2 separate regions of the Homo sapiens genome follow, and region 1 is linked to region 2. Evidence: read pairs that join two places in POLR2A ChIA-PET (ENCODE). Cell type or tissue: A673. All regions are shown on one strand. Each heading gives the region's core, and the rest is flanking DNA. Links, peaks and the distances in the headings are about the cores only. Region 1 holds the start of COIL (coilin). Region 2 holds the start of LOC124904037 (a long non-coding RNA gene).

Evidence for each region. ChIA-PET counts read pairs that join two places held together with the same protein. Peaks named below come from ENCODE experiments on the same cell type or tissue, not always from the same donor. Only the 100,000 strongest peaks of a DNase experiment are listed, where the experiment ranks them.
Region 1: POLR2A ChIA-PET joins it to region 2 with 32 read pairs; 5 of 35 experiments call an interaction of 5 or more read pairs at or near these places.

What each region holds. Positions count from the first base shown.
Region 1 is chr17:56,945,962-56,962,645 of GRCh38, reverse strand. COIL (coilin) reads left to right here and starts at 1,596. Exons shown (of 7, transcript NM_004645.3): 1 at 1,596-1,871; 2 at 11,650-12,757; 3 at 12,879-12,965; 4 at 13,212-13,259; 5 at 16,135-16,204. The coding sequence starts at 1,627. LOC105371836 (a long non-coding RNA gene) reads right to left here and starts at 1,498. Exons shown (of 4, transcript XR_934875.4): 1 at 1,234-1,498. It also overlaps the pseudogene LOC100419768. RefSeq lists enhancers at 1,515-1,564, 1,575-1,714, 1,464-1,758 and a silencer at 1,885-1,994. In A673, for the core only: no CTCF peak of the experiment used is centred there; no DNase peak of the experiment used is centred there.
Region 2 is chr17:56,869,596-56,885,585 of GRCh38, reverse strand. It overlaps LOC124904037 (a long non-coding RNA gene), which reads left to right and starts at 7,882. Exons shown (of 3, transcript XR_007065858.1): 1 at 7,882-8,844. It also overlaps the pseudogene RNU6-1158P and the pseudogene MTVR2. In A673, for the core only: no CTCF peak of the experiment used is centred there; no DNase peak of the experiment used is centred there.

The sequences.
Region 1 (16,684 bases), core at 6,540-9,039, 78 kb before region 2:
AGCCGGAAATGCCCAAAAGTTATCCTGTATGGTGTAAAAGGGGAGTAACCCTCAGTTCTGAGGGAAATCCCTGCCCCTTTCCTAGGGATACAGAAAACTCATGAATAATCCATCCTTTGTTTAGCATACAGTCAAGAAGTAACTATAAGTATACTTGACTGAGTATACTTATAGTATGGGCTCGCTGCTCTGTCTATGGAGTAGTCATTCTTTTATTCCTTTAATTCTCTAATAAACTTGATTTTAGTCGGAGGTGGTGGCTCATGCCTGTAATCCCACCACTTTGGGAGGCCAAGGCAGGCAGATTGCTGGAATTCAGGAATTCGAGACCAGCCTGGCCACCATGGAAAAACCCTATCTCTACAAAAAATACAAAAATTAGCTGGGCTTGGTGGCTCACACCTGTGGTTCCAGCTACTAGGAAGGCTGAGGTGGGAAGTCACTTGAACCCGGGAGGCAGAGTGCACCACGGCACTCCAGCCTAGGTGACAGAGCAAGACTCTAAAAAAAGAAAATCCAAAAACCCTTACTTTCAGTTAAAAAATTTTGTTTTCAATTCATCTACTGACTCCCTGGTATCTACAACTTAACTAGTCTAGTGAACTTGGGGAAGTTACTCCTTTTTTTTTTTTTAAGACAGAATCTTGCTCTATTGCCCAGGCTGGAGTGCAGTGGCACGATCCTGACTCACTGCAACCTCCACCTCTTGGGTTCAAGCGATTCTACTGCTTCAGTCTCCCGAGTAGCTGGAATTATAGGCACATGCCACCACACCCGGCTAATCTTTATATTTTTAGTAGAGTTGGGGTTTCACCATTTTGGCCAGGGTGGTCTCAGACTCCTGGTCTCAAGTGATCCGCCCACCTTGGCCTCTCAAAGTGCTGGGATTACAGGCGTCAGCCACTGCTCCTGGCCTCTAGTTACTTCTTAAACTCTCTGAACCTTGTTTTTTTTAAATCCTCTAAATAAGGATAACAGTTCATAATTCCTAACTTTTGTTATGAAAATTAAAGGAGTTAATATATATTATGTGGAGAAATGTAAATTCTAGTTCAAAAAATAGAAGAAATAATGTAAATACTGATTTATTTATCTGGTGAGAAATGCAAGGACATTTTTGTTTGGTGGTGGGTATTAAAAGGCTAAGGTATTTATATTCCACTGGATACATTTGGAAGAATGATTAACAGTGTTATTTCAAAATTTCAACATTGAGAACACACTAGGACTTACATCTTTTTCAACTCATCATGATGAAAAATTTTGTCAGCGAAATGTGTTAGGATTGTTTTATAAAAATCTTTCACGTCGATGAGCAAATATCTTAGAAGACTACTGCTGAGGAGAAATGTTATTTATCCAGAGAGTTGCCTTAATTAGGAGACCCTACATAGCGCCCAGTAGAAATGTAATAAAGGCATTTCACTTATTCCCTTCCTCAGCCCTGCCGTGAACAAAATTGAATGAAATCAACCACGCTCCGAGTTCTCGCCTAGACGCAGCCTGTAGTAGCCAGGTTTCACCACTAGGTGGCACACGCCAAAGGCTCCGGCGGGGGCGAGCCGCCCGAGCACGCCTCTCGGTGGCCCCGTGGTATCTCTCGGCTTCCGTTGAGCACCAAGCAAGATGGCAGCTTCCGAGACGGTTAGGCTACGGCTTCAATTTGATTACCCGCCGCCAGCTACCCCGCACTGTACGGCCTTCTGGCTTCTGGTCGACTTGAACAGATGCCGAGTCGTCACAGATCTCATTAGTCTCATCCGCCAGCGCTTCGGCTTCAGTTCTGGGGCCTTCCTAGGCCTCTACCTGGAGGGGGGGCTCTTGCCCCCCGCCGAGAGCGCGCGCCTTGTGAGAGACAACGACTGCCTCAGGTGCGCGGCGCAGGGAGCGGGACGGCCGGGTGGGCGGCGGGCGGGGGACGCGCCTGCGCACGCCCGGGCCTGAAGCCGCTAGACCTGGTAGTGGAGGGGATGGGGGATGGGGAAGGGGACGAGGGTTGGAGGGGGGTGGGGCTGTAAAAATGCACGTTCGCGAACCCCGGAGATCCTGATTGGTGTAGTCAACTTTGGGGCTCAGGAATCTGCATTTTATTATTATTTTTTATTATTATTTTTTTTTTTTTGAGACGGAGTCCTGCTTTGTCACCCAGGCTGGAGTACAGTGGCGCGATCTCGGTTCACTGCAACCTCCACCTCCCGGGTTCAAGCAATTTTCCTGCCTCAGCCTCCCGAGTAGCTGGGACTACAGGCGTCCGCCACCACGCCCGGCTAATTTTTGTATTTTTAGTAGAGATGGGGTTTCACCATATTGGTCAAGGTGGTCTCGAACTCCTGACCTCAGTTGATCCGCTTGCATCGGCCTCTCAAAGTGCTGGGATTGCAGGCGTGCACCACCGCATCCTGCCCCTATTATTTTTATTTTTGAGACTGAGTCTCATTCTGTCACCCAGGCTGGAGTGCAGTGGCGCGATCTCAGCTCACTGCAGCCTCCACCTCCCGGGTTCAATCGATCCTCCCACCTCAGCCTCCCGAGTAGCTGGGCTTACAGGCGGGCGCCACCATGCCCGGCTAATTTTTTGTTTGTTTGTTTGTATTTTTAGTAGAGACGGGGTTTCACCGTGTTGGCCAGGCTGGTCTTGAACTCCTGACGTTAAGTGATCCTCCCGGCTTCCCAAAGTGCTGGGATTACAGGCGTGAGCCTCCGCGCCTGGCTGGAATCTGCAGTGTAACGAGCATCCTTCCCGGGATGCTTCTGATGACAGGAGAATCAAACTTGGAAAATCCCTGATGCCTAAGGGCAGGGCCAGGCTTTCTTTCAGCCTTGATTTAGCACATCCGCGCTTAGCTAGGCACTGTGCGACTCTGTTGCGTGCCCATGGTGCAGATGTGCCGGAGACCCGGCCTTACCCATGGCGGCCTTCAGGGTCAGGTGCAGGAAGCTGACAAAGGGGAATCGTTGTGTTTTCTTCATAACCTGCTGTTGTCCAGCCTTAGTTCTCATGTGCCCAGTGTCCCCTGAGACTTCTGGTGGCGTATCATTTTGTGTCTCACCCAGACATTTTGGGATTCTCTCAAATAAGTGTCTTGAGTCCTTTTGGGCTGTAAATTGGGAAACACAAAATAATCTTAAATATGCTTTTGGAAGTTAAAAAAATGATAATGAGATGAGTATCCAGGAGCAATTGTAGTGTGAATTGCTGAAATGTGGTTGAGTTGCCACAGTAAGATGATGGTATCTGATCATTCCAGTTTGGATTCATATCTTGGACTGATTTATTCAGACTTTTTTTTTTCTTTTTTAAATAAAGAGACTGGGTTTCCCATGCCCAGGCTGGAGTGCAGTGGTACGATCATAGCTTGCTGTAACCTTGACTTCCTGGGCACAGGCAATCCTCCCACCTCAGCCTCCCGAGTAGTTGGGACTTCAGGCCAGGCAACCACGCCTGGCTAATTTTTGTATTTGTTGTAGAGACAGGGTTTCGCCATGTTGCCCAGGCTGGTCTCGAATCCCTGGGCTCAAGCTGTCCTCTCACCTCAGCCCCCCAAAGCACTGGGATTACAGGCGTAAGCCACTGTGCCAGCCTTCCTTCCCCCACCCCCTTTAAGCTTCAGCTACAGTGAATTAATTCCAGAGTTGTGAACCAGGCTATTTTCTCTTGCTGCCCTTTGTCGTTGAATATTCCTTACCCTCAAGCATGTCAGATTCCGTAAGATTTCTTCAGAACATCAGGGAATTTAATTTGGAACAGTAACTGCATCTTTAAATCAGGATATTATGATTTATTGAATAATGTTCAACTGTTTCAAATGACAATTTGAAATAATCCAAATTTCAAAGAGTTTTTTTTCCCCCTTTTTATTGACTGTGAAATAGGTCTCTATTCTCTCTGCAATTCAAGGATTATTTAAATGTTACAATTCTAAGGATTGTGTCCCATCCTATTAAGTTTACTTTCTGAACTGTCTCTTGCCTAATGAGTTAATAACTTGTGCTAACTATAATTATACTTTAATGAATCATGTGGGCATTACATTCTTCATAATGAAGTTAACAATGACAAAAACAAACCATGAAAACTGTTATAAGTAATAATTACAACACGATGACAGGCAAATCTTTCCTAAATGCTTCAAATGCACAGCTGCATGTGGCAAAAAATACCTCTCTAGTGGCTTCAGTGGCAAATGGGCAGACCGTAGAAAAAGATGAATCTGGAAAGTTCGTCTTTGTTTTTGTTGTTTTATGTCCACAATCATTGTTTTTCCCTGGCAAATTCACTTTTCTTCAGAGCTACGGAAGAACACATAGTCTCTATTCTCAAAGTACCCAATATTGTTGGACTGGGACCCAAATAATGAGTCTCATGCTTTTGTATATTACCTTCTGTGATACAGACAATTAGACTGAATAGTTAGACCAAGTTATATGGTAAGTGCAGAAGCTGGTTGAGAAAAGGGAGATCAGCATGGAACAAAATGGTTAGGGAATTGAGCAGTACCTTGAAGAATGGGTGGGAAATGTTGGATGATCAAAGCACAGTTATAGAGACAAAAGCTGGCTGGACTTGGTAAAAAGATGAGTCTGACCAGCCAAAGCATTCTGTTGGGATCATTGGCAGTACTGAGAAGGCTAATGAGGAAAAGTGGAACTAGGTTGTGGGAATCCTGAGAAACAGCCTTTGAGGCTTTGGATGCACCACACACTTGTGTTCCACTGCTGTTTCCTCATAGCCCATTCTCTTAAGCCCCAGGAATCTGGCTTCATCTGCCCCCAGGTTTCTGACAGCGAGTTCCTAAAGGTGGTCTCTAACTGTCCTGGGAGGAGGAGGAGGTGCTTCTATTGGCTTGGAGCCCCCTGTGTTAGTTTGCTGGGGCTGCTATAACAAAATACCACAGACTGTATGGCTTAAAAAATGGAAATTTATTTCTTACTCTTCTGGAGACTACAAGTCCAAGATCAGGGTGTTGGCAGATTTGGTTTTTTTATTTTATTTTAATTAATTAATTAATTTATTTATTTTTCTTGAGACAGAGTCTCACTCTGTTGCCCAGGCTGGAGTGCAGTGGCACGATCTTGGCTCACTGCAACATCTGCCTCCCAGGTTCAAGCGATTCTCCTGCCTCAGCCTCCCGAGTAGCTAGGATTACAGGCACCCGCCACCATGCCAGGCTAATTTTTTTGTATTTTTAGTAGAGATGGGGTTTCACCATGTTGGCCAGGCTGGTCTCGAACTTGTGACCTCAAGTGATTTGCCCTCCTCAGCTTCCCAAAGTGCTGGGATTACAGGAGTGAGCAACTGTGTCTGGCGGTTTTTAATTTTTTTTAATTAATTTTTAAATTTTTTTTAATCGTGCAGCCCTCAGAATTACAGTAGATTCAGAGAGACTCCCTTATTTTTTGAGACAGGGTCTCACTCCATTGCCCAGGCTGGAGTGCAGTGGCGCAACCTTGGCTTATACAGCCTCGAACTCCTGAGCTCAAGGGCTCCTCCTGCCTCAGCCTTTTGAGTAGCTGGGACTACAGGTGCAGTTTTTTATTTTTAGTAGAGAGGTCTCACTAAGTTGCCCAGGCTGGTCTCAAACTCCTGGGCTCAAGTAGTCCTCCCGCCTTGGCCTCCCAAAGTGTTGGGACTACAAGCCTGAGCCACTGCCCCCGGCCTGAGAAACTCCCTTTTGAAGAATCAATTCTGTAAGGAAACAGTGCATTCTGTCTTCCCTGACCCTTTTAACTCTGGCAATTAATACTTGATGAAGGCTGGGCGCCATGTCTCATGCCTATAATCCAGCACTTTGGGAGGCTGAGGCAGGCAGATTGCCTGAGCTCAGGAGTTCGAGACCAGCCTCGACAACATGGTGAAACCCCATGTCTACAGAAAAATACAACAAAATTAGCTGGGCATGGTGGCACATGCCTGTAGTCCCAGCTGCTTGAGGGGCTGAGGTGGGAGGATCATTTAAGCCTGGGAAGTAAAGGCTTCGGTGAGTTGAGATGGTGCCACTGCGCTGCAGCCTGGGCGACAGAGTGAGACCCTACCTCAAAAAACAAACAAACAAACGAACAAAAAAACACATTGATTAAATGTTAGAGATGGGCCAGGCATGTTGGCTTATGCCTGTGATACCAACACTTTGGGAGGCCGAGGTGGGAGGATCACTTGAGTCCAGGAGTTTGTGAGCAGCCTGGGCAACACAGGGAGACCCTTATTCTACCAAAAAAACCCCAAAAAACAAACAAAAAAAATTAGCTAGGCTCAGTGATGGATGCCTGTAGTCCCAGCTAGTTGGGAGGCTTAGGTGAGAGGATCACTTGAGCCTCAGAAGTTGAGGCTGCAGTGAGCCATGATCGTGTCACTCCACTCCAGACTGGGCAGCAGAGCAAGACCGCATCTCAAACAAAACAAAATATTAGAGACGAGTTCTCATTTCATATTGCTGTAGTTAGTGGCTCCTTGGATAGTCCAAGATAAAAAGTTTCCTACTACTTTTATCATATACTTTTTCCCACACCTCACTCTCCAGAAGTATCCTTGGTTAAGTTTGGGGTATGGGGTATATCTTAGAGCCAGATTTCTATACATGTGCAACCATATGTACTTATACTTTTAAACTACAAATATCATAACATACTGTTCTGCACCTTGCTTTTTTACCTATCATGGGCTATCTCAGTATATAAAGTGTGTGATGTATGTCATTCTTTTCTGTTTGCTACATAGTGCTTTAGTGAATATTCTTGTATTTTTTTTGTACTTGGAAAATTATTCAGTTGGATTTATTCTTAGAAGAAATACTCATTGGTCTAAGAGAAGGTACATATAAAAATTGATAAGTACTGTCAAATTAGCTTCCAGAAAAGTTGTACAGACTTGTACAACTTTTAAAAATTCACCAACTTACCCATGATAGGACTAACAACATTCATTGTACTAATAAAAATTAGAGCTAACATTTGGATATCACTTGTTCTGAGTCAGGCATGCTCTCTCTGCATAATAAGTCACTGAGTACTGTAATTATTGTCATTATCCCCATTTTTATAGATGAGAAAGGCTGAGGTAATGATTTTAAAAAAAATTACAGTGGCAGAAATAGCATTTGAACCCAGGCATTCACGTTGGCCTTGGCAGGCAATGGGTAGGGAGCATCAGGTTGGACAGATGGGCATGTCAGTGTTTCTGCATAACAGAATCCTAGACAGTAAATTGTAGATTTTAAGGGTGGACTTAGATTTTGATAATACCACTCAGTTTGCCTTGCAAAGAGTTAGAATGAAAAGTGGGGATAGCTGGGCATGGTGGCTCACGCCTGTAATGCTAACACTTTTGGGAGGCCGAGGCGGGCGAATCAGCTGAGGTCAGTTCGAGACCAGCCTGACCAACGTGGCAAAACCCCATCTCTACTAAAAATACAAAAAGTTAGCCAGGCGTGGTGGCAGGCACCTGGAATCCCAGCTACTTGGGAGGCTGAGGCAGGAGAATCGCTTGAACCCAAGGGGAGGAGGTTGCAGAGAGCCCAGATCATGCCACTGCAGTCCAGCCTGGGCGACAGAGCAAAATTCCATCTCGAAAAAAGAAAAGTGGGGATCTGTTTTTTGGAATCAACTCTTTCGTCACTAGTGACCTAGGTAATTCACTTCTACTTGTGAAAGGACAAATGCATGCACTTTTGTTTGTAAAAGGATAGCTCTATTCTTTGTCTGTGATCCAGGTAAAGAAATAGAGAATATTGCCAGGGAAGGTGCACCTGACAGGAATGGTAACTAAGCAGACCCAGGAGAACCATTTCTTTTTCTCTGGATGGTATTTTGCCTCTCAATCTTAATATTTTCTTTTTTTTTTTCTTCCCAGATGAGGGCTCACTGTGTTGCCCAGGCTAGTTTTGAACTCCTGGGTTCAAGTGATCTTCCCTCTGCCTCCTGAGTAGCTGGGATTACAGGCATGTGCCACCACACCAGTTTATAATCTTAATATTTTAAAAACTGAAATTATTCTCTTGGGGAACAGTAGGTAGTGGGGCTGCAGGAATCACAGGTCATACCTTCAAGCCAAATAGCTGTAGATGCATGGTCTTTTTTTTTTTATTTTTTGGAGACAGAGTCTCTATCTGTCGCCAGGCTGGAGTGCGGTGGCGTGATCTTGGCTTACTGCACCCTCTGCCTCCTGGGTTCAAGCGATTCTTCTGCCTCAGCTTCCCGAGTAGCTGGGACTACAGGCGCATGCCACCATGCCCAGCTAATTTTTGTATTTTTAGTAGAGACTGGGTTTCACCATGTTGGCCAGGCTGGTCTCGATCTCTTGACCTTGTGATCTGCCCACCTCAGCCTCCCAAAGTGCTGAGATTATTACAGGCATGAGCCACCGCGCCCGGCCAATGCATGGTCTTAAGAATGGATGAGACGATGCTAAGAGCTGTTTTGGAAGGCGTGAGGGTGTTGCCAGCTTCCAGGAAAGGAAGGGGTTCTCATCAACTGGATGTTACATGTGCTGTTTTCCAGGGCCTTAATAAACCACAGTGACTGAACAGAGACTTGCAACCATTTTCAACATTTGACAGAAAGTTTGGTCCTATTTGGTCATCTCAGAATTGAAGCTTGGATCATTGCTACAAGTGAAAACAAATTGATCAGAAATGTCAAGAAAAAAATCTGATATTGTAGCGCTTCCATGGTAGTTCTTAGATTCACAGGATGCCAAACTGGCTTTTGCCAGATTAAGAATTATTTCCTTGCTATTAGATGCCAAGCTGGGAACAGAGGGGAATGTGTTTTTATAATTTAAAATCCCTGGTCACTCAGCATTTTATTTGTCTCTTTCTCCTACTCCTGATATCAGTAACTCTTATTTTATCTTGATTTGTTTGTCTGTATAGTTAGTTTTCTGACAAATAATTGAGGATTTTTTTCAACTACCGCATTGAGGTAAATCCACAGGATTACTATGCCTTAAAAAATTTAAAGAATGCTTGTCACATATGCTCCTATCATTCACCAGTTGTTCTTTATTTTCAAATATGATTGTCTACATCTTTCCCTGGCCACTGAAAAAACTTGATGAAATATATAGCTGAATGTAAATGCCTTGTAAGTATAATGTGTGTTTTCAGCAGTGGCGCAATTACAGCTCACTGCAGCCTGGACCTCCTGGGCTCTAGTGATCCTCCTACCTCAGGTAGCTGGGCCACAGGCATGCACCAACCATACTTACCTAATGTTTGTATTTTTTTTTTTTTTTTTTTTTGAGACGGAGTCTTGCTCTGTTGCCCAGGCTGGAGTACAGTGGTGTGACCTCGGCTCACTGCAAGCTCCACCTCCCAGGTTCACGCCATTCTCCTGCCTCAGCCTCCCGAGTAGCTGGGACTACAGGCGCCCGCCACCACGCCTGGCTAATTTTTTGTATTTTTAGTAGAGACGGGGTTTCACTGTGTTAGCCAGGATGGTCTCGATCTCCTGACCTTGTGATCCACCCACCTTGACCTCCCAAAGTGCTGGGATTACAGGCGTGAGCCACCGTGCCCAGCCTGATGTTTGTATTTTGTAGAGACAGGGTCTCCCTATGTTGCCCAGGCTGGTCTTAAACTCCTGGGCTCAAGCCACCCTACCACCTTAGCCTCCCAGAGTTTTGGGATTATAGGCATGAGCCACTGTGCCTGGCCAACAGGCATTTTTGAGTACTCACAATTTGCTTAACATTGAGGACAGTCTCAAGACTTCCATCATCATCAGACTGCACATACTAGGATTAGCTGTTGCCTGTTGATGGAGGAACAAAATTGCTTTCCTATAGTGAAATTTTGGATGAAGTAGGGTTATTCAGAGAAACATAACCAGTAAGACACACACACACACACACACACACAAATACTCACTCACAGACATGGGATTTATTGTAAGGAATTGGCTCATAGGATTGTGGAGATTGAGAAGTCCTAAGTTCACTTAGTAAGCTATAGACCAAGGAGAGCCAATGGTATATTTCTAGTTCAAGTTCGAGTTTGAAGGCAGGAGAAGACCGATGTCCCAGCTTGAAGAGTCAGGCAGAGAAATGAATTCTCCCTTACTCAGTCTTTTTGTTCTATTCAGGCCTTCAGTGGGTTGGATGAGGCCCACCCACATTGGAAACGGCAATGTACTTTACTCAGTCTAGCAATTTAAATGTTAATCTCATCCAGAAACAACCTTGCACATACTCCCAGCATAATTTTTTTTCCACTGAGGCAATATATTTGTAAATACGTATTACATCGTTATAAAAAGAATCCCAGGATTTTTCTTCCTATGTGTTTTCGTCTTGCTTCTTCGTGGTCTATGATGCCAGCCGAGGTTGTCAGTACAGTGAAACCAAACTGGTGGGATGGGAGCAGGTTATTCTGCCATTTTTCTAGATCTTTGAGTTGCACGTCAAATCTGAGGCTGATTATTCCATACTTGTTTAGCCTGCCTGTGAGGTTCACAACAGTTTTCCCAGCTCTATGATCATCAGTGGTTTCAGATTTGCCAGTGTAACCATGCTTCATCATTATAGTTAGAAACTGGACGATGGGGCTGGGTGCGATGGCTCATGCCTGTAATCTCAGCACTTTGAGAGGCCAAGGTAGGCAGATCACTTGAGCACTTGAGGCCAGGAGTTCAAGATCAGCCTGGCCAACATGGCAAAACCCCATCTCTACTAAAAATACAAAAATTAGCGAGGCATAGTGGCAGGCGCCTGTAATTCCAGCTATTTGGGAGGCTGAGGCACGAGAATCTCTTGAACCTGGGAGGGAGAGGTTGTAGTGAACTGAGAAATGCACCAGTGCACTTTGGCCTGGGTGACGGAGTTGGGACTCCGTCTCAAAAAAAAAAAAAGAAAAGAAAAATAAAAATAAAAAAAAGAAAACGGACAGTTACTTTGGAGCTCGGCCTAATAAGAACCTGGCATTTACCTTGCTTTTCAGCTTTGTTGATGCTCTTGAGAGCATCAGCCAAGACATTCATGTGCACCACTGTGGTGGTATGGAAAGAGCCAGCGTAATTTTAACCAGATATCTGGACGTCCAATAGCCCGGACAAATTGATACATAAAATTAAGCTTCACAGAGTGTTGTGGAATTGTACAGATGGCTGTCACTACCCTAGAGAACATAAATTGTTTAGTATTCACCTAAATTAAAACAGGAGTAAAATCTTATTAAAGAAAGAAGCCCACATTCTGAAACAAAATGGATAATCAGCATTATCACCTTTTAGGGTAGGTGACATGCATATTGTAGAAAGATTGTGAGTTTGAAGTTAGACAAACTGAAGTTTGAATTGCGTTTCTGCTACTTATCAGCTCTAGATTTGGGGCAAGTAACTTGTCTGAGCTGTAATTTTGCGATCTGTAAAATTAAAAATACCTACTTTGTGTTGGTGTTTAGATTAGAGAAAAACGTATTAAAAATGTTTAGGATGCAGTAGCTATTCAATAAATAAAACTAGCCATTTGAAAGTTGACTGTGAGTAATGCTACATAGGCCATTTTGCCAGAAAGAGTCTTTTGTCTTTAAGTGATGTGACATTTTTTCATTGACTGATGGTAGTTACATTTTGTAGAGTCATCTCAGTATATAACTATGTCCTGGAGATGTGTTTATAAATTGCTCACTCTAGCTTTCTCTCTTGTTCTTTTGACAGAGTTAAATTAGAAGAGAGAGGAGTTGCTGAGAATTCTGTAGTCATCAGTAATGGTGACATTAATTTATCTCTTAGAAAAGCAAAGAAGCGGGCATTTCAGTTAGAGGAGGGTGAAGAAACTGAACCAGATTGCAAATATTCAAAGAAGCATTGGAAGAGTCGAGAGAACAATAACAATAATGAGAAGGTCTTGGATCTGGAACCAAAAGCTGTCACAGATCAGACTGTCAGCAAAAAAAACAAGAGAAAAAATAAAGCAACCTGTGGCACAGTGGGTGATGATAACGAAGAGGCCAAAAGAAAATCACCAAAGAAAAAGGAGAAATGTGAATATAAAAAAAAGGCTAAGAATCCCAAGTCTCCGAAAGTACAGGCAGTGAAAGACTGGGCCAATCAGAGATGTAGTTCTCCAAAAGGTTCTGCTAGAAACAGCCTTGTTAAAGCCAAAAGGAAAGGTAGTGTAAGCGTTTGCTCAAAAGAGAGTCCCAGTTCCTCCTCGGAGTCTGAATCTTGTGATGAATCTATCAGTGATGGTCCCAGCAAAGTCACTTTGGAGGCCAGAAATTCCTCAGAGAAATTACCAACTGAGTTATCAAAGGAAGAACCCTCTACCAAAAATACAACTGCAGACAAACTGGCTATAAAACTTGGCTTTAGCCTTACCCCCAGCAAGGGCAAGACCTCTGGAACAACATCTTCCAGTTCAGACTCTAGTGCAGAGTCAGACGACCAATGCTTGATGTCATCGAGCACCCCGGAGTGTGCTGCGGGTTTCTTAAAGACAGTAGGCCTTTTTGCAGGAAGAGGTCGTCCAGGCCCAGGGCTGTCATCACAGACTGCAGGTGCTGCTGGATGGAGGCGTTCTGGCTCAAATGGTGGTGGACAGGCTCCTGGTGCTTCTCCCAGTGTGTCTCTCCCTGCTAGTTTAGGAAGAGGATGGGGTAGAGAAGAGAACCTTTTTTCTTGGAAGGGAGCTAAGGGACGGGGCATGCGGGGGAGAGGTCGAGGACGAGGGCATCCTGTTTCCTGTGTTGTAAATAGAAGCACTGACAACCAGAGGCAACAGCAATTAAATGACGTGGTAAAAAATTCATCTACTATTATCCAGGTAAGTATTATTTTTTGTAAGTTATCTCCTCCCTTTCCCCTTAGAATGTGTGTGGAGTTCATGTCATGGATTCACATTTTCTCACCAGTGATGATGTCACATGACTAACACTGTTTTTCAGAATCCAGTAGAGACACCCAAGAAGGACTATAGTCTGTTACCACTGTTAGCAGCTGCCCCTCAAGTTGGAGAAAAGATTGCATTTAAGGTATATTTCAAAAGAACAGTCACAGCAAAAAAGGTTCATTCCCCTTCCAAATAAACTTACTTAGAAAATCAGGTTAAATGTGTTTGTAAAAGCCCTTCCCACTGGAACCCCAGTGTTGTTACGGGTTCCTGGTAGGGCTCCCAGACTGGTCGGGGTGGACACGCCAACATGGCATGATGGAGGAGCTGTGGGAATGGGAGAGGATAAGAGGGCTTATGTATTTGTGGGTTTTTTCTTCTTTTTTAGCTTTTGGAGCTAACATCCAGTTACTCTCCTGATGTCTCTGACTACAAGGTAAGGATGTTTATTTAAAAGTAAGTTGTCAGTGTATTATTAAAACTAAAGTCATATTTAATACTACTTGTATGGATAATACAGATTTGTTTTTTTACTAAATAAAAATGCCAGAAAGTAGAAAATGAAAACATTAATCGAAATGTCAACTCTTTAATAGTATCACTGGGAAGTCTCCCTGTGTTATTTGCCTTATACTTGGGAAGAATAGAGTAGGAGAATGATGAGCTTAATTTTTACTTTTTTAAAAAAAATATATTAATTTTTTGTTTTTAAATAGCGACAGGATCTTGCTATGTTGCCCAGGTTGGTCTCAAACTCCTTGGCTCAAGCAATCCCCCCATCTTGGCTTCCCAAAGTGTTGGGATTACAGGTGTGAGCCACTATGCCCAGCCAGTTTAATTTTTTTAGTTACTTTTTTCTAATTAGTTTAGACCAACTTATTTGGGTATTCATTCCTTCATGATTCTAAACTTTGAAAGAAAATAATAAATAGTTCTCAGCAAGAAGATTTGATTATTTTCATCATGGGAATCTATTTTACATATTTGTGAATTACTTCTGGTTGTTATGATCTAGTATGATTTCTTCTGCATTATCAGGTAACCACAGGTAATTCATAAATATTATCCGTGGAATTTACTTACTTAATATCTGTATGAGTCTTTATATTGGCATGTGAGGTTTTTCATAGTTCAGTAAAAGCTTGACTCAGTCAGAGGGATCACAGAATTACATGTTTCTTTTTCACCCACCAACATTTTGTTGAAAATCTTGTTAAAGTGCATTCTTTCTTTTTTTTGATGTACTATATGGAATGTAAGACCATTTTTTAAGGTAATAATTGGTAGTGTTAATATAGTAACATAGATAAAATACAAGGGAATTTGATTTAATCTGGATTGATGCCTTGGAAGACTTAAAATCTTTATAGAAACCTTTCCTCAAGGCTGGGCTTGGTGGCTCCCACCTGTAATCCCAGCACTTTGGGAGGCCAAGGTGGGTGGATCACGAGATCAGGAGATTGAGACCATCCTGGCTAACACAGTGAAACCCCGTCTCTAGTAAAAATACAAAAAAAAAAATTAGCGGGGCATGGTGGCGGGTGCCTGTAGTCCCAGCTACTCAGGAGGCTGAGGCAGGAGAATGGCGTGAACCCGGGAGGCAGAGCTTGCAGTTAGCTGAGATCACACCACTGCACTCCAGCCTGGGTAACAGAGCGAGACTCCATCTCAAAAAAAAAAAAAAAAAAAATCTTTCCTCAAAAGCAGGCTGGAAGAATCAGTTAATGAAGGGATCTGGTGGGTTAGTTCTAGGTCGTTGGTGTTTTGTTTTTTATCTTCTTAGGCACTTACTATCTCCTATGGATGAGGTGATCATGTAATTTATCACCTGAATCAGGATACTTGTGAGTCAAAGGGATGCTATTAATAGTTATGCTGGAAAGATGTACAGACCTGTCTTGAACAAACCAGGGTGTTTTGTCACCCTACCATAGAAAACATTTAATTGTGTGATATATGAGGAAATGGAAATGAATATTGTATTGATACATCCCACAACCTCTATAAATTGTAATTCTAGATGATACTGATTTTTAAAAATTGCTTATTAATGGCCAGGCACAGTGGCTCATGCCTGTAATCCCAGCACTTTGGGAGGCCAAGGTAGGTGAATCACTTGAGGTCAGGAGTTCGAGACCAGCCTGGCCAACATGGCAAAACCCCATCTCTACTAAAAATATAAAAATGAGCCTGGCATGGTGGCGTGCACCTGTAGCCCCAGCTACTCAGGAGACTGAGGCACAAGAATCACTTGAACGCAGTAGGTGGGGGTTGCAGTGAGCTGAGATCATGCCACTGCACTCCAGCCTGGGTGACAAAACGAGACTCTTAAAAAAAATTGCATATTAAATTGGTATTAGTTGTCATAGTTATTAATGTTGGAAGGTGTTTTGCCTACTTTAGTTGGCAAAATTTTTTGAAGATTTTTGAAATTGCTTTCAAAAACATTTTAAGAATGAAAATTGGTCCTACTTTTTTGCTTTGACCTCAAACGCAGTTATCCAGCTTGATCATCTGCTTTATTCATTAACCTTGTCTCCAAAAATTAAATTGGTTCAATTCTGTACTAAAAAATGTAGTCTCCCAAGCCCCTGATTCCCTGTTGAGTCTGGTTTTAAAAAAAACTGTTGACTGTGCTCAGAAATTCCAGGTAGAGGCAGGAGGAACTGGTTGCTTGGCCTCTCAGTATATACCCCCGGAGGCTACCATGTGTCTCCCCATCGCCCACGTGCATGGGCAGTGCATCCTCTTGATGCATTAGAAAATCAGCTCCCACAGCTGGAGACCTGGGAGAAGGAGAATTGGGATCTTAACAGTGATAAAGTGCCTTCTGGTTTCTCCTGGGGGGTTGTGATCACTGTTTTAGAAGGGTTCTAAAAGCATCAGGAACCGAGGCTGCACCATTAGGATATATCTAGTCTCTCCTGATGAATGCTGTGATGGTCAGTGCTCACTTGAATATATCAGCCTGGTGTGATTTTTTTCTCCTTTTCCCTTATTCAGTCACTTTTGGTTCCCTGGTGTAATCTTTACTTTCATCGAGTTATTTAAGATAGTGTCTGCCATTTATGATTTAAATGTTTTATTTTGCCTCTAAAGATATTTCTGTATATTCACATAAAGTGTTTATCAGTCCACCTGTTTTTATTTTCTCTATATGTGGATTTATTTCTAAATTTTTCAACTGAGATAAAATTCACATAACATAAAATTCAACATTTTAACCATTTTAAAGTCTACAATTCAGTGGTTTTTAGTATATTCACAGTGTTTTACATGTTGATTTTGACTTGGACTTTTATTTTTGAAAGGAAGGAAGAATATTAAGCCACAATCCAGAGACCCAGCAAGTAGATATAGAAATTCTTTCATCCTTACCTGGTGAGTCTTTTAGAAAATAATTTGAAAATGTAGGCTCTATCTACAGTGGTTTATAAATAGCTTTTATACACAGGAGATGTTCTCTTCCTTGGCCTCCATATAACTGGCGCTCCCCACTTCTTTCAGCACACTTTAGCCCTGGGGGCTCATAAGAGATGTTGGATATATTCCAAAGCTGTTGGGCTAGTTCTTATTACTGTAATTATATAATTTCATAAAAGATTATATGAACTGATGAAAATCGATTATAAAAAGAATTATTCCTAGGAAGCCTAAGTTGAATGCTGACTCAGGAAATGCTATGAAATTATGGATGAGTGGGTCAGCTATAAAAGATTGGGAGGAATTTTGTAAAAACTGAGGAAGATTCTGCACTTAGATTGCCTTGCAAATTTTTGCAATCTTGCCTTATTTAAGAAAAACCCAGGCTGGGCACGGTGGCTCACACCTGTAATCCCTGCACTTTGGGAGGCCAAGGTT
Region 2 (15,990 bases), core at 7,232-9,731:
GCTTTCCCTTTGACTTCTGGCATAATTGTAACTTTCCTGAGGCCTCCCCAGCCATGCTGAACTGTGAGTCAATTAAACCTCTTTCCTTTATTAATTACCCACTCTCGGGCAGCTCTTTATAGCAGTGTGAAAACGGACTAATACAATGGTCATTATGAAGGAGTAAAGCAGGACAGAAAATTACAAATAAATCATCTCAAATGCTACCATCTGGAAAGAAATATGTCTCTTAGTGGATAAATAGATAAATGCATGCATAAATGATGTTATAAACATGATGGAGAGATGGCAGATAGGTAGAATGATAGATGGTCAGTGGTTTTTAATCCTTCTGGAATCACAGACGTCTTTGGTAATCTAACTATAGCATTGACTTCAGAACTCCCTCACCGGAACAACACATGCATACACATAGAACGCAGCTTTGCACAGTTTTAGGGGATTCATGAAAAGCTGCTGCCACAGAATGATTGATGCTCTTTGTCTAGTCCCATGAAAAGGTATATTTAATTTCATCATAGAAACAAAGAACAACTCAGCAAACATGGAAACAGTGTTATAGGCATGCAATATATTCACAACTAGGAGCAGCTGCCACATTGCCTGCCCCAAAGCACACACACCACATCCACACCCACAATCAAATGAGTGAATCAAGCAAAACCAGCTGCTCTGACCTTTTCCATGAATGTATATTTGCTACTTGTTCATTCGTTCTGTCATCTGCTGGCACTTGCTCTCTAGAAATGTGAAAGGTCATGAGCTCATCCAGGACTTGCTATCCTCCCTGCATTTAGACAGTTCCTACCCACCTGATGCTGGCCTGTCTGATGATGATGAGCCTCCCAATGCCAGCCTGCCCCCCGACCCGCCACTCCTCACTGTGCCCCAGATGCACAGTGTTTGTGACCAGTGGCTGCAGGATGCCTTCCACATCAGCCTCTGAAGAGCTGGGGGTGGGTGGGCATGCACCCATGCAAAAGGCTCAGAGACTCCCCCTTCCATAAGCCCTTAGACTGCAGTGCTTGTGCCTTTCCCCATACTGCCTCACCTCACAGGAGGGCCAGGCACCACTTGTATCTCTCAGATGCAAAACTGCCAACCCCTTTCTCCTGTCTTGGGTTGGCTGGCACTGGGGCGGGCACCTAGGGTATAGTCTCTGCCCATGGCACTGGGCCTCCATTTCTTCCACATATGTGTACCTCCAGCTTGGCCAACCCTCAGCCTGGCTGTGAGGCCCAAAGCATCTTCCCTTCCCCTTGGAGTCTCTGGGATTGGGATGAGTGTCTGGCTCCCATCTCCTTCTCCCCTTTTGTGGCTATTGGCAGCTGCTGGCTCAGGGGCATCCCACTTCCAGGCTCTGGGTTCCACTCTCAGGGAAGGGCTCTAGGACCCATTCCTACACCCACCCACGGCCAGGAGGGCCAAGGTCCCATGCTGGATATTTAAATTTAGAGGCTGGCTTCCAGGGTGCATAGATAAATACTCTCTCAGAGTCAAAAAAAAAAAAAAAAAGAAATGCGAAAGGTCAAAAAAAGGGATAGAAGAATGTTTCCAACTTAAGAGCATTCTATTGGCTATTTTAAATTATTTTCCTGTGAATTGGAGACAGATCAACATTGTAATATTGGGACAAAGCAGTGTGGTGTGTGAGGAAAAGCCCAGCTTCACCATTTCTGTGACCTTGGCAAGTTACTGTATTTCTCTATTTCCTCACCAACAGAATGAGTGTAATGACATCTTAGTGTTATGACACAACTAAACGAGACACAGTAAGCAGTTGACACAGTAAATGCTCAATGCTAGTGGTGGTTGTTATAATAATCATAGTCTAGGCAGCTTAAAGACAGTAATAAATAGGAAGTGCTACATTAATGCTAATTCCCTTAAAAAGCAATGTCAGTCAGTGTTCTGTGGGCACACAATGTGAGAACTATTGGGCTTTTTAGCAAGTTAACATAGGATGGCAAATAGTGCTGTGGCCAGCTTTGAAAAAATAAAATCTGCCCAACTCCCTCAGTCTCTTCATTCTCCTTGAACACTTTTTTTTTTTTCTTTTTTTTGAGTCAGAGTCTCACTCTTGTCACTCAGGCTGGAGTGCAATAGCGCAATCTCGGCTCACTGCAACCTCTGCCTCCTGGGTTCAAGTGATTCTTCTGCCTCAGCCTCCCGTGTAGCTGGGACTACAGGCACACGCCACCACACCCAGCTAATTTTCGTATTTTTAGTAGAGACGGGGTTTCACCATGTTGGCCAGGATGGTCTCGATCTCCTGACCTCGGGATCCGCCTGCCTCGGCCTCCCAAAGTGCTGGGATTACAGGCATGAGCCACTGAGCCCAGCCTGATTCCCCTTGAACACTTAATATACTGGTTTCAGATTGGCCAGCACCTATGTTAATTTACAATTGTTCTGTGAATTTACTATTGTCCTACTCTTGAGGATAGGGGAATGTTCATATGAAAAAAAAAACCACTCAGTTTGTAATTTTACATCACCCTTCTCTACATAAAAAAATTCACAGACAAAGATAGTATTTGACCTCTAATACCAATATCCATGTATTCATTAATAATATTGGATTATTAATCACCCTTTGATGTTACTGGTACCACCAGATGCACAACCCTTGAAATGGCGCGCAGAGTTAGTGTCACCTGTATAAAGCACAGAAACTAAGTTCTTAAAGTGCCCAACTAAATCAATTCTTCTTTAACAGAAATGACTTCCTTTTTTTAAAAAAAAGCTCAGAAACTTATCATTCCCACTTTATAAACTACTCACTGATTATCTCTTTATTTGTACAAGGCTGAAGGCAATTTGTGCTGTGTTTCCTTTTTGGATAATTATTTTTAAAAATAGAAATTGAAATTTACTAATGATTTAGGAAGTACAAACTATCATTAGTTGCCAGCAAAGCTAGGCCTGGTTCCGACTACTTGGAGGCTGAGGTGGGAAGACTGCTTTGAGACCACAAGTTTGAGTCCAGCCCAGGGCGACATCGTGAGACCCAATCTCTAAAAAGAAAAGAAATGTATGCCAGCAATGTAATCTTTTTGTTTGTTTGTTCGTTTGAGACAGAATCGCCCAGGCTGGAGTGCAGTGGTGCGATCTCGGCTCACAGCAACCTCTGCCTCCTGGGTTCAAGTGATTCTCCTGCCTCAGCCTCCCAAGTAGCTGGGACTACAGGCGCCTGCCACCACACCCAGCTAATTTTTGTATTTTTTTGGTAGAGACATGGTTTCACCATGTTGGCCAGGCTGTCTTGAATTCTTGGACTCAAGTGATCCACCCACCTCAGCCTCCCAAAGTGCTGAGATTACAGGCATGAGCCATGGTGCCCAGCCCAGCAATGTAACCTTAACAAATTATACAAGGTGTAAATTTAAAAAGCTTCTGCATTTATGTACTGGATGCAGTTGTTGCATGACTTTGTACTATTCGGTGAGCAGCACTTTGTTCTATGAACAGGAGCACTACCTGGTAGGTGGAGCAGTTTCTGTTTTGCTTTTTCTTGCCTATTCCTAATGGCTCATAATGAGACACTACCCCTTTATGTCCAACTGTTTAATATGCCTCAAGTCAGATTTCTTTAAAACATATTCTGACAATGGCACACATTGATTTTTCATCTGGCCCCTGTCTGGAGGGCAGCCAGTAACCAGTAACTGGGTTCAGCAGGGCACTGCTGTCCACTTTTAGGAATCCGTAGTCTCTATGACAGGGAAAAGGAGAGAGTACTAGAAGCCACCACTCCTGGCCTTATGTCAAGGCGGAGACTAAAAGAAGGTTAAAACAAGGCTGGGTGTGGGAGCTCATGCCTGTAATCTCAACACTTTGGAAGGCTGAGGCAGGTGGATCACCTGAGGTGGGTGGATCACCTGAGGTCAGGAGTTCAAGACCAACCTGGCCAATATTGCAAAACCCTGTCTCTACTAAAAATACAAAAATTAGCCAGGTGTGGTGGTTGGCACCTATAATCCCAGCTACTCGGGAGGCTGGGGCAGGAGAATCACTTGAACTGGGGGCGGAGGTTGCAGTGAGCTGACATCGTGCCACTCCACTCCAGCCTGGCCAAAAGAATGCAACTCTGTCTCAAAAAATAAAATATAATAAAAATAAAAATAAAACATAGATGCTGAAATTCTATTCCATAGTTGTCTTTTTTATATATATATATAATATATATAAATATATATATACATATATTATATATAAATATATATAAATATATATATACATATATTATATATAAATATATATACATATATTATATATAAAAATATATATATACATATACATATACAAATGCATATACATATACATATACAAATACATATACAAATATATATGAAGTTGTACATATTTCATATATACAATTGTATATATTTCATATATACAATTGTATATATATTTCATATATACAATTGTATATATATTTCATATATACAATTGTATATATATTTCATATATACAATTGTATATATATTTCATATATACAATTGTATATATATTTCATATATACAATTGTATATATATTTCATATATACAATTTATATATTTCATATATACAATTTATATATTTCATATATACAATTGTATATATATCTTATTTCATATATATACAATTGTATATATATTTCATATATACAATGAAAACCCTGCCAACTTGCAGAATCTGGTGTGGTCGGACAGTGACCCTGGTCACGGGTCATCTGCTGCTGCTATATTTAGGACAGCTGCTCCTCCAGGTAATTTTTCGTTTCCCCTACCCCTCAAGTATGCCTCTGTGGTTCCCCGCCTGGAACTCCAGCCACGATCCCCTCTGTCAGTACTACTGTTGCCAAACTGACATCAGTGAAGGGGTGACTGATTCGTTCAGTAAATACTTCTTGAGTGCCTACTGGGTGCCAGGCGTTGTCCCTAGATTGGGGAGACAGCAGTGAGAAAAGAAACCCAAATTCCTGCCTCCGTGGTGCCTACATTCTAGTAGAGGAAATAGACAACATTTTAGTCTAGGGAAAAGGGCCATAAAGAAAACAAAGCCAGTTAGGGGCATGGCATGATAGATACATGTGTGTGCTGGTCTAGCTAAGGCATTCAGGAAAGCCCTCTCTGATGGGATAACATTTGCTCAGTGTCCAGAATGAAGTGGGGAGAGGGTTAGACCATGCAAAGCTCTAGGAGAGAGAGAAGGCCCTGGGGCAGCAGTGTGCCTGGTATTTGAAGAACCCCGTGTGTGGTTTTAGGTTCTATTTTAAGTGTGGGGTGATGTAAGGAAGGGCACAGTTCCCTTCATCCTACTCTTTCACTTCCCATTAGAAAGTGAGCTCCATGAGTGCAGGAGTTTCATCTCTTCTGTTCGTTGCTGTTTCCTAAATACTCAGAACAATGCCTGGGACACAGGAGACACACCAGAGATGTTAGTCTAATGTGTCAATGCACATCGTGAACACAAGCCCAGCGTGCATGAGAGATGTGCTGTATGTCTGGGGTCAGCCAGAGGAATTTATAACAGAGGAGAAAAAGTAAAATTTAAAACCCGATGCTAGGTTGGGCATGGTGGCTCATGCCTGGAATCCCAGCTCTTTGGGAGGCTGAAGTGGGTGGATCACATGAGGCCAGGAATTCAAGACCAGCCTGGCCAAATGGTGAAACCCCGTCTCTACTAAAAACACAAAAATTAGCTGGGCATGGTAGTGGGCACTTGTAATCCTAGCTACTCGGGAGGCCGAGACATGAGAATTGCTTGAACCCAGGAGGTGGAGGTTGCAGTGAGCTTTGACTGTACCACTGCACTCCAGCCTGGGCAACAGAGCGAGACTCTGTCTCCAAACACACACACACACACACACACGCTAAATATAACCGTTCCCAGAGTCCTAAAGAAAAAATAGGCCAGGCATGGTGGCTCACGCCTGTAATCTCAGCAATTTGGGAGACTGAGGTGGGTGGATAACTGGAGCTCAACAGTTTGAGACCAGCCTGGGCAACATGGCGAGATCCTGTGTCTAAAAAAAATACAAAAATCAGCCGGTGTGGTGATGTGCATCTGTAGTCCCATGCCACCACCGTGGTGGCAGAGTTGCTTGAGCCTGGGAGGTCGAGTCTGCAGTGAGCTGAAATCGCACCACTGCACTCCAGCCTGGGCGACAGAGGGAGACCTTGTTTCAGCAACAAGAACAGAAATTTAGTCTGGCACCAGGAGGTTGAGTCTGCAGTGAGCTGCATTCCAGCCTCACTCTCTTTTTTCTTTTTTCCTTTTTTTTGAGACTGAGTCTCACTCTGTCACCCAGGCTGGAGTGCAGTGGCGCCATCTCCGCTCACTGCAAGCTCCGCCTCCCGGGTTCATGCCATTCTCCTGCCTCAGCCTCCCCAGTAGCTGGGACTACAGGCGCCCACCACCACGCCCGGCTAATTTTTTGTATTTTTAGTAGAGACGGGGTTTCACTGTGTTAGCCAGGATGGTCTCGATCTCCTGACCTCGTGATCCACCCGCCTTGCCCTCCCAAAGTGCTGGGATTACAGGCATGAGCCACCGCGCCTGGCCACCAGCCTCACTCTCACTCTCCATATATATAAAATAACTAAAAAAAAAACCAGATTCTCAAGCTCCACTCCCAGAGTTTCTGATTCAACAGGTTTAAGGTGGAGCTCGAAAATTCACAAATTCACATTTCTAGCAAGTTCTCAGGTATTGTTGAGGCTGCTGGTCTGGGAACTGCACTTTGAGAATCACTGGCCTAGAAAGACACCTTAAAAGACATCAACTGGTGCAGGGTGTGGTGGCTCATGCCTGTAATCCCAGCATTTTGGGAGGCCGAGGAGGGCAGATCACTTGAGGTCAGGAGTTCAAGACCACCCTGGCCAACATGGTGAAACCTGGTCTCTACTAAAAATACAAAACGTAGCCGGGAGTGGTGGCATGCACCTGTAATCCAAGCTACTCGGGAGGCTGAGGCAGGAGAATCGCTTCAACCCAGGAGGCGGAGGTTGCAGTGAGCCGAGATCGCCCCACCGCACTCCAGCCTGGGTGACAGAGCGAGACTCCATCTCAAAAAAAAAAAAAAAAAAAAAAGACATCCACTGGTACATAAAGGTGAGCCTTTGTGAATCAAATTTGGTTCCCCTTGAGGTCTCCCCCAAAGGGAGAAAGGGAAACAGTCCTCTCTGTGGCATTGCACGTGATGGAACTAGTATTCCTTGTGTATTATTCTCATTCCCTTTGCTTGCATTAAACTTCATTTCCCTTTCCTTTACTGATTATTTGTCATTTCATCCTCTGTCCAGTCTCCCCTAAAGGTGAGTGTTCTCCAAGGTCCAGGATCTCTGCTATTTTCACCTTAGCATTTTGCCCTTCAAGAATCCACCCACTTTTTTTTTTCTTCTTCTTCTCCTTCTCCTTCTTCTTCTTCTTCTTCTTCTTCTTCTTCTTCTTCTTCTTCTTCTTCTTCTTCTTGTTCTTCTTCTTCTTCTTCTTCTTCCTCTTCTTTCTTCTTCTTCTTCCTCTTCCTCTTCCTCTTCCTCTTCTTTCTTCTTCATCATCATCATGTAATAGCTGACATTTATTTCAACTTCCTATGTTCCTGGTAATGTACAGGACTTTACATAAGTATCAGTTAGGATGCTGCTTTTGGTAGCAATGAGCAGAAAACTCAACTGAAAAAAATAAGGGCTGGGTGTGGTGGAGCGTTCCTGTAGCCCCAGTTACTTGGGAGGCTGAGGTGGGAGGATCACTTGAGCCGAGGACTTCAAGGCTGAAGTGAGCTATGATCGCTGCTCCCCAACCTGGGTGATGGAGTAAAACCCTGTCTCAAAATAAATAAATAAATAAATGAATAAAGAAAAATTTCATCTCACATATCCAGTAGTCCCAGCTAGGGCAGCTGTGGGGTTGGTTGACTCAACATTGTCTCAACATTGTCATCAAGGGCTCCTTCCTTCTTTCTACACCACCTTTCTTGGCCTGTTGGCTTTGTCCTCAGCACTGAGTCCCTCATGGTCAGAAGATGGCTGCAATGTTGCAGGCATTGCACCCAGTTATGACATTGTCTCTGTCTTTTTAAGAGCCAGGAAGCCTTTCCTGGAGGCACCCTGCAGATCTCCCCCTCACATCTCATTGGCTAGAGTTAACTTGCACGTCCACCTCCAACTGCAAAGAGAATGGGATTCGCATGTTGGTTACTCCTGAGTTGGGGTGGGTCACCTTCTCTGAGTACTTGGCTGTCATTTGGACCGACGTGGCAGTCTGCTGCAGGGAAAGAGAAGGGAAGTGGGTGTTGGGTGATCAATCAACAGCTGTGCTCTGGTTATCCACTGCTGTGTAACAGCCAAGACAAAGTTGATGAAAACAAAAGCCCCGGTCAATTCCATGTGAATGTCTGAATGTAACTTTACAGTCTATGTATTTAAAACCATGTTTATTTCTTGTTCCTCAAAACCAGCTCTCCCCTGTGTTGGGGAACAGCTCCACCACCGCATCATGGTGACCTTGCATGTATCCACTTAGGCAGAGTCTTGGCAGAACGCCTCATGGTCTTCCTGGATGTGGGAGGCTGGGAAGCCTGTGTACATAGCCATTGTGAGGAGATCTTCTGTTCACCTCCTTATCTCTCCTGGGAAGCTGTCATGAGACAGTTTCTCATATCTTGGGGGTTCTGGTGACGTGGAGGCTTTCTGTCCCGGCTTCCTCAGGATAGAGCTTCTAGGATTAGCACTTCGGCAACGGGGTATCCCACAACTCACACTGCAGTCATGTGGGTCTTTGATTTGGTGTCATACACTTCGTGGTATGTAGGACAAAGATCACAGGAAGCTGGCACATTTATTCTTTTTGCTGTCTACGTAAGTAATAAACTCTCTAAATCTTAAAGTAGCTCCTTGCAACTTGACTGGTTGACTCAGAACTTGGCTTTGGCCTTGACGCCCTGCACCTCCACACTTCTATCATCAATAGAGTGTACACAATAAATAGTTATTGAACACATTCGTTCTTCCAAGGCTGAAAATCTTGAGAGATCCCTTACCCCTTTCCTCTAGGTATCCTACATCTTAGCCTGTCAGTTCTTCCTCCATGAATGTTCTCATTTCTGCTCTACTTCTATCGAATAACTTTCCTCTTTCTAATCCTTCCCCCTTACAACTCATCTTCCACACTGCTCCCAGGATAATCTTAAAATGCCATTTTTGTACATGGCACCCTAAAGTTCATAGTTCACAGATTTATGGCATGCTTTAGGTTCTTTTTTTTTTTTTTTTTTTTTTTTTTGAGATGGAGTTTTGCTCTTGTCACCCAGGCTGGAATGCAATGGTGCGATCTCAGTTCACTGCAACGTCCGCCTCCCGGGTTCAAGGGATTCTCCTGCCTCAGCCTCCTGAGTAGCTGGGACTGCAGGTGTCCGCCACCATACCCGGCTAATTTTTGTGTTTTTAATAGAGACAGGGTTTTGTCATGTTGGCCAGGCTAGTCTTAAACTCCTGACCTCAGGTGATCAGCCCACTTTAGCCTCCCAAAGTGCTGGGATTACAGGCGTGAGCAACCGCACCTGGCCATGCATGAGTCTTTTCTTCTTGCCAGCTTGCCAACATGTTGTTCCCAGAACATGTCAGAATGGCATCTCTTTAGAGGTGCAGCCTAAATGCCACTTTTTTTCTCCAAGAAACGTTTCTCTACCACTAGCTTTTCTGTATATGTGCTGCCAAAGCGAGCATTCTCCACCACTAGCTTTTCTGAACCTGTGTGTTACTGACTTCTCTGTGGGCTTGTGGATGAATCAGAATAGAAAATGGCCAGAGACAGAGGAAGATAACCAGACAGAACAAGCTCATTGCCAGTTTATACTAAATATGTCTGAGATACCTCAGCTAGGACTGGTATCTTTGGTTCAGAGGTTCTTAATTGGAGTCTCGGAGGCCCTCCAAGTTGGCTGCAAAATTCTGCTGTATGCGCCAAACTGCTAGGGTCAGAGGGAGGGAGGAAGTGTCTGTAACTATAGCCAACTTCTTATAGAGGTTGGCTTATGATACAATAAAAGCTAGGAACCCCTGATCTAGGAAAAAGATGGCATAACTTAGTGGGAGAAAAAATAAAGGAACAACAAACTCCACTAAATTTTGGAGTCACAAGACTGGATCAGTATCCTAGCTCTGTGCAATCCTGGCATGTCATCAGCCTTTCTGAATCGCAATGTACTCATTTAGAAAAATTATATCTACTCTGCCTCCTCAATTGGGTTTCTATGGGGAATACTTTATATAAAATTATTTTATAAATGATCATATGCCCTGCTAATATGTATGTTACTTGACTCCAGACCATACGGCTCTGTTTATGTGTTCCCATTTACATAATGTCTCACTTATTTAGAAATAATAGGTTCTTACTTGTCTTTTCTCCCCCTCCCTCCAGTTGTCTGAGGGTTTCATTGGCCCAGAGTCCATTGCCATTACCTAAATCATGGTCAAGATTTAGTATCAGTTTGAAGGTCATGGCTCCTTTCACCAGCCTGATAATGGGAGGCCCACCCTGACCACCTTATTTAATCCTGATTACCTCCCAAAGGCCGTATCTCTAATCAACTTGTGAATTTGGGGATTAAGTTTCAAATACATGAAATTTAAGGGAATACATGCAAACTACAGCATTAACCAATGCATTGCTAGATACATAGTTATCTAGATGAATGGGAAGAATCACAACTAATATTAGAACCTGCTCCTACACATGCTTGAGTGAGTAATTCAGGAAACTGCGTTCATGAAAGGGTTTAGTATCCTTCCCTTGGTAGGTAGCTCAGATCGACAAACAGCACTGGGAAGAAGCAATAGAAGCAAAGGAATGGCCTACAACTACTACTGATTTTATCACTGGTAATTTTTCTCTATGCCTAGAGAAAAATCCGTCAGTGGGGCTGGGTGCTCTGGCTCATGTCTGTAATCCCAACACTTTGGGAGGCCAAGGCAGGCAGATTGCTTGAGCCCAGGAGTTCAAGACCAGCCTGGGCAAAATGGTGAAACCCTGTCTCTACTAAGCAAAAATACAAAAATTAGCCAGGCATGGTGATGCACGCCTGTAGTCCCAGCTACTTGGGAGGCTGCAGTGGGAGGATCACTTAAGCCCTGGAGGGAGAGCCTACAGTGAGCCATGTTTGTTCCACTTAACTCCAGCCTGGGCAACAGATTGAGACTCTGTCTCAAAAAAAAAAAAAAAAAAAAAAGAGAGAGAGAGAAAAGAAAAACTGGGACTAATCTCAGCAGTGGTCCAGACTCCCTCTGTAATCAAAGTCTTTGGTTTGATATAGATTATGGAGACTGAACTACTCTATATAATGATGCAGATATAATACCAGAACATGACCATGATACCCTTAACTATATCATAGAGAGCTCACTGAAATTAGGCATTGGTTCACTGGAAACTCTAGAAGCAAATGGAATGACTCTATAGTACCACTATAGAAAATAACTAGTTTTGTTTATTGGATAAATACTCGGGGCATATTTGAAGAGGAAACAGTCATCCTTAGTTGTTGATGACATACATGAGTTACTTTATCAAGTACAGTGAACTGTTTTTGGTTCCAACTCTCCAATTTTAAAGCATAACCATTCAACGTGGCAATGTGCAAATGCAGATATGACAAAGAATAGCTATGGCATTCATGTCACCCCCAACTGGCGGATAATGGGATTCACTTTACACCTTTCTCTCAATAATACTGGATTGTTCATCTGTTTTTTTTTTTGAGATGGAGTTTTGCTCTTGTTGCCCAGGCTGGAGTGCAATGGCATGATCTTGGCTCACTGAAACCTCCTCCTCCCGAGTTCAAGCAATTCTACTGCCTCAGCCTCCCAAGTAGCTGGGACAACAGGCACCCGCCACCACACCCAGCTAATTTTTTTGTATTTTTAGTAGAGACGGGGTTTCACCATGTTGGCCAGGCTGGTCTTGAACTCCTGACCTCAGGTGATCCACTCGCCTCGGCCTCCCAAAGTGCTGTGATTACAGGCATGAGCAACCGCGCCTGGCCACGCATCAGTCTTTTCTTCTTGCCAGCTTGTCCAGCATGTTGTTCCCAGAACATGTCGAATGGCACCTCCCTAGAGGCGCAACCCTAGTGCCACTGTTTTTTCTCCCGGAAACATTTCTCCACCACTGGCTTTTCTGAACCTGTGTGTTACTGACTTCTCTGTGGGCTTGTGGATGAATCAGAATAGAAAATGGCCACAGACAGAAGATAACCAGACAGAACAAGCTCATTGCCAGTTTATACTAAATATGTCTGAGATACCTCAGCTAGGACTGGTATCTTTGGTTCAGAGGTTCTTAATTGGAGTCTCGGAGGCCCTCCAAGTTGGCTGCAAAATTCTGCTGTATGCGCCAAACTGCTAGGGTCAGAGGGAGGGAGGAAGTGTCTGTAGCTATAGCCAACTTCTTATAGAGGCTGGCTTATGATATAATAAAGGCTAGGAACCCCTGACCTAGGAAAAAGGTGGCATAACTTAGTGGGGGAAAAAAATGAACAACAAACTCCACTAAATTTTGGAGTCACAAGACTGGATCAGTATCCCAGCTCCGTGCAACCCTGGCATGTCATCAGCCTTTCTGAATCGCAATGTACTCATTTAGAAAAATTATATCTACTCTGCCTCCTCCATTGGGTTTCTATGGGGAATACTTTATATAAAATTGTTTTATAAATGATCACATGCCCTGCTAATATGTATGTTACTTGACTCCAGACCATACGGCTCTGTTTATATGTTCCCATTTACATAATGTCTCACTTATTTAGAAATAATAGGTTCTTATTTGTCTGATCTCCCCCTCCGTCCAGTTGTCTGAGGGCTTTATTGGTCCAGAGTCCATTGCCATTACCTAAATCATGGTCAAGATTTAGTATCAGTTTGAAGGTCATGGCTCCTTTCACCAGCCTGATAATGGGAGGCCCACCCTGACCACCTTATTTAATCCTGATTATCTCCCAAAGGCCCTAATCAACTTGTGGATCGTTCATCTTTTTTTTTTTTTTTTTTTGTGAGATGGAGTTTTGCTCTTGTTGCCCAGCTTGGAGTGCAATGGCATGATCTCGGCTCACTGAAACCTCTGCCTCCCAAATTCAAGCGATTTCTCCTGCTTCAGCCTCCCAAGTAGCTGGGATTACAGGCAACTGCCACCATGCCCAGCTAATTTTTTTGTATTTTTAGTAGAGATGGGGTTTCACCATGTTGGCCAGGCTGGTCTCACACTCACAACCTCAGGTGATCCACTCGCCTTGGCCTCCCAAAGTGCTGGGATTACAGGCATGAGCCACCACGCCCAGCCGGATTGTTCATCTTGTATGACAAATATATAAAGGTTTTTCCACCTAAATGATCAGAATGTTTTGGCTATGTCCTACCTAAAATGACCAGATGACTCTAAATGTTAGTCAAATTCTGAACCTCAGGTCACTTGTACATAAAGTGAGCCCTCAGAAATGAGCCTCCTGAGTGATCTCCAGACTCAATCATACAAGGGTTACAGATTTCACTCTTTTGTAAGAGCTCTTTTTCCTCAGCTGGGAGCCTCTGAATTGAAAAAATTGCTTGTTAGTATTTCAGCAACTCTTGAAAAAAGTTTTAGTGATACTTACGAATTTTCTTCAAGCAGTACAATATGAGATGAATAATTTCACCTCAGCAGTACCCCAAAGTAGGAGTTACTGACACTTCAGCTGCTCAGCAGGGAGAAGCTTACGGTGTTTTTATGTTAACAAAACATTAAGTGTTTGTTATATTTGATATTGTTGCCCAAAATGTAAAAGTTCCTAAAGAACACAAGGTTTTCATCTCATTAGCACTGCCTCCCTTGATTTATTCAGTTGGTTAAATCTTGGCTCCTGGGAATCTTTACTCAGGGTTTTCAATCCTTTGCTATTATTCTTCTTGTAGTTATTGTGTTTACCCATACACAGTGGGTACCCATACACAATGGCTTACCCAACACAGTGCATTGTATTTTCTCAATAATTTTTAAAATTTATTTTTGAGCGACAGTGTCGTGCTCTTTGACCCAGGCAGGAGTACAGTGGTGCAATGCTACCTCACTGTAGCCTGGAACTCCTGGACAAAAGTGATCCTCCCACCTCCGTCTCCTGAGTAGCTGGGACTACAGGTGTGCATCACCACACTCAGCTAATTTTTTTTTTTCCAATTTAGAAAGTTTATTTTGCCAAGATTAAGGACATGCATGGGCACGGGACACAGCCTCAGGAGGTCCCTGATGACATGTACTCAAGGTGATCAGGATTCAGCTTGCTTTTATATGTAAAAATATGGAACATTTCATGAATTTGCATGTCATCCTTGTTCAGGGGCCATGCTAACCTTCTCTGTATTGTTCCAATTTTAGTATATGTGCTGCTGTAGTGAGCACTACCCAGCTAATTTGTATTTTTTTGAGATGAGGTCTCAGTCTGTCACCCAGGATGGAGTGCTGTGGCGCAATCTCGGCTCACTGCAACCTCTGCCTCTCAGGCTCAAGTGACCCTCCTCCATCAGCCTCCCGAGCAGCTGGGACCAGAGGTGTGTGCCACCACGCCCGGCTAATTTTTTGTATTTTTGGTAGAGATGGGGTTTCAATATGTTGCTTAGGTTGGTCTCGAACTCCTGAGCTCTAGCAATCCACCTGCCTTGGCCTCCCACAATTCTGGGATTACAGGTGTAAGCCTCCATACCCAGCCCTGCCCAGCTAATTAAAAAAAAATTTTTTTTTTTTTGTAGACATGGGGTCTTGTTACATTGTCTAGCTGGTCTTGAACTCCTGCTCAAGCAATTCCCCTACTCTGGCCTCCAAAGTTCTGAGATTACAGGTGTTATTCACAGAGGCTGGTCCTTTCAAGGATGTTTAAGTGCTTTCCAGTAGTCACTCATATGTCAAAAGATTGCCGTAAGGATCAGACAACTGGAGGAAACCAGCATGGACTATGTCATTCCCGAGGGTGACTCTGAGCCCTAGGGCAGCTATTGATAAACATCTGACTCTTCTTCCTAGACTATGTCAATAGTGGTAACTGAGAGTAATGCTATGCCATTTGGTCACACTCTCAGCTTGCGGACGGGGTGACTAAAAGTGGGGAACTGTCAAAGCAAAATTAAAATGGAAACTAGGCTTGAAACATTCCTGAGCAAACAAACCAACTAGGCCTTAAAAATAGCCCTAACCTACTTAAACTGTAAACATAAATGAAACTTAACTTGGGTCATTTTTGGTAAATGCTTATGTTAGATACAAAACTTAACCTCAGCCAATCATAAGCAGCCAACTAACATGATCATGAGACTGGGGACTTTCCAAGAAAGTAAGCCAAAAAAGGCAACCAATCAAATCATTTCTTAATTTTGCTTCTGTATGCACTCTATGAATACTTGCCTCTGATGTTGTGTCATTGAAACACTAAATCCTCATTGGGTTTGGGGTTTCCCAAGTCACGAATTGCTTCTTAAGTACATTCTAAAATTTTATTGTGCCTGCTTTTTTTTCTTTTACAATAGTCCATGTGTAATACTTTTAGCTCATCATCTCCAAACTCCTTCCATGAGTAACTTTTTGGTATATGATGTTTCCTTGTACAGGGAATTCCTCAGACAGCCGCATAAGCCCTAGTCCTAGTGCTCAGAACAATGACACGTCTGCCAATATTTAACACTTTTAAAATACTGTTGGTGGTGGTTGTGTTGATGATGAAAGGCAGTGGGGAGGATGGCCTGGGTTCAATCTCTAGCTCCGGGCTATCAATGTATATAACATGGAGCCAATAATGTCTACCTCACAGAAATACAGATTATAAAATAAAAAGTAAAAGCATGTGACACCTAACTGTACAATAAATGTGTGAAGCTGTTTAAGTCCAAACATGGATCATTACATGTAAGATGGCCTATGTGTGAACATCAGCAGCTATCACAGCCACGTTCACATATATGTAAATTATCAAGGGGCATTACGCT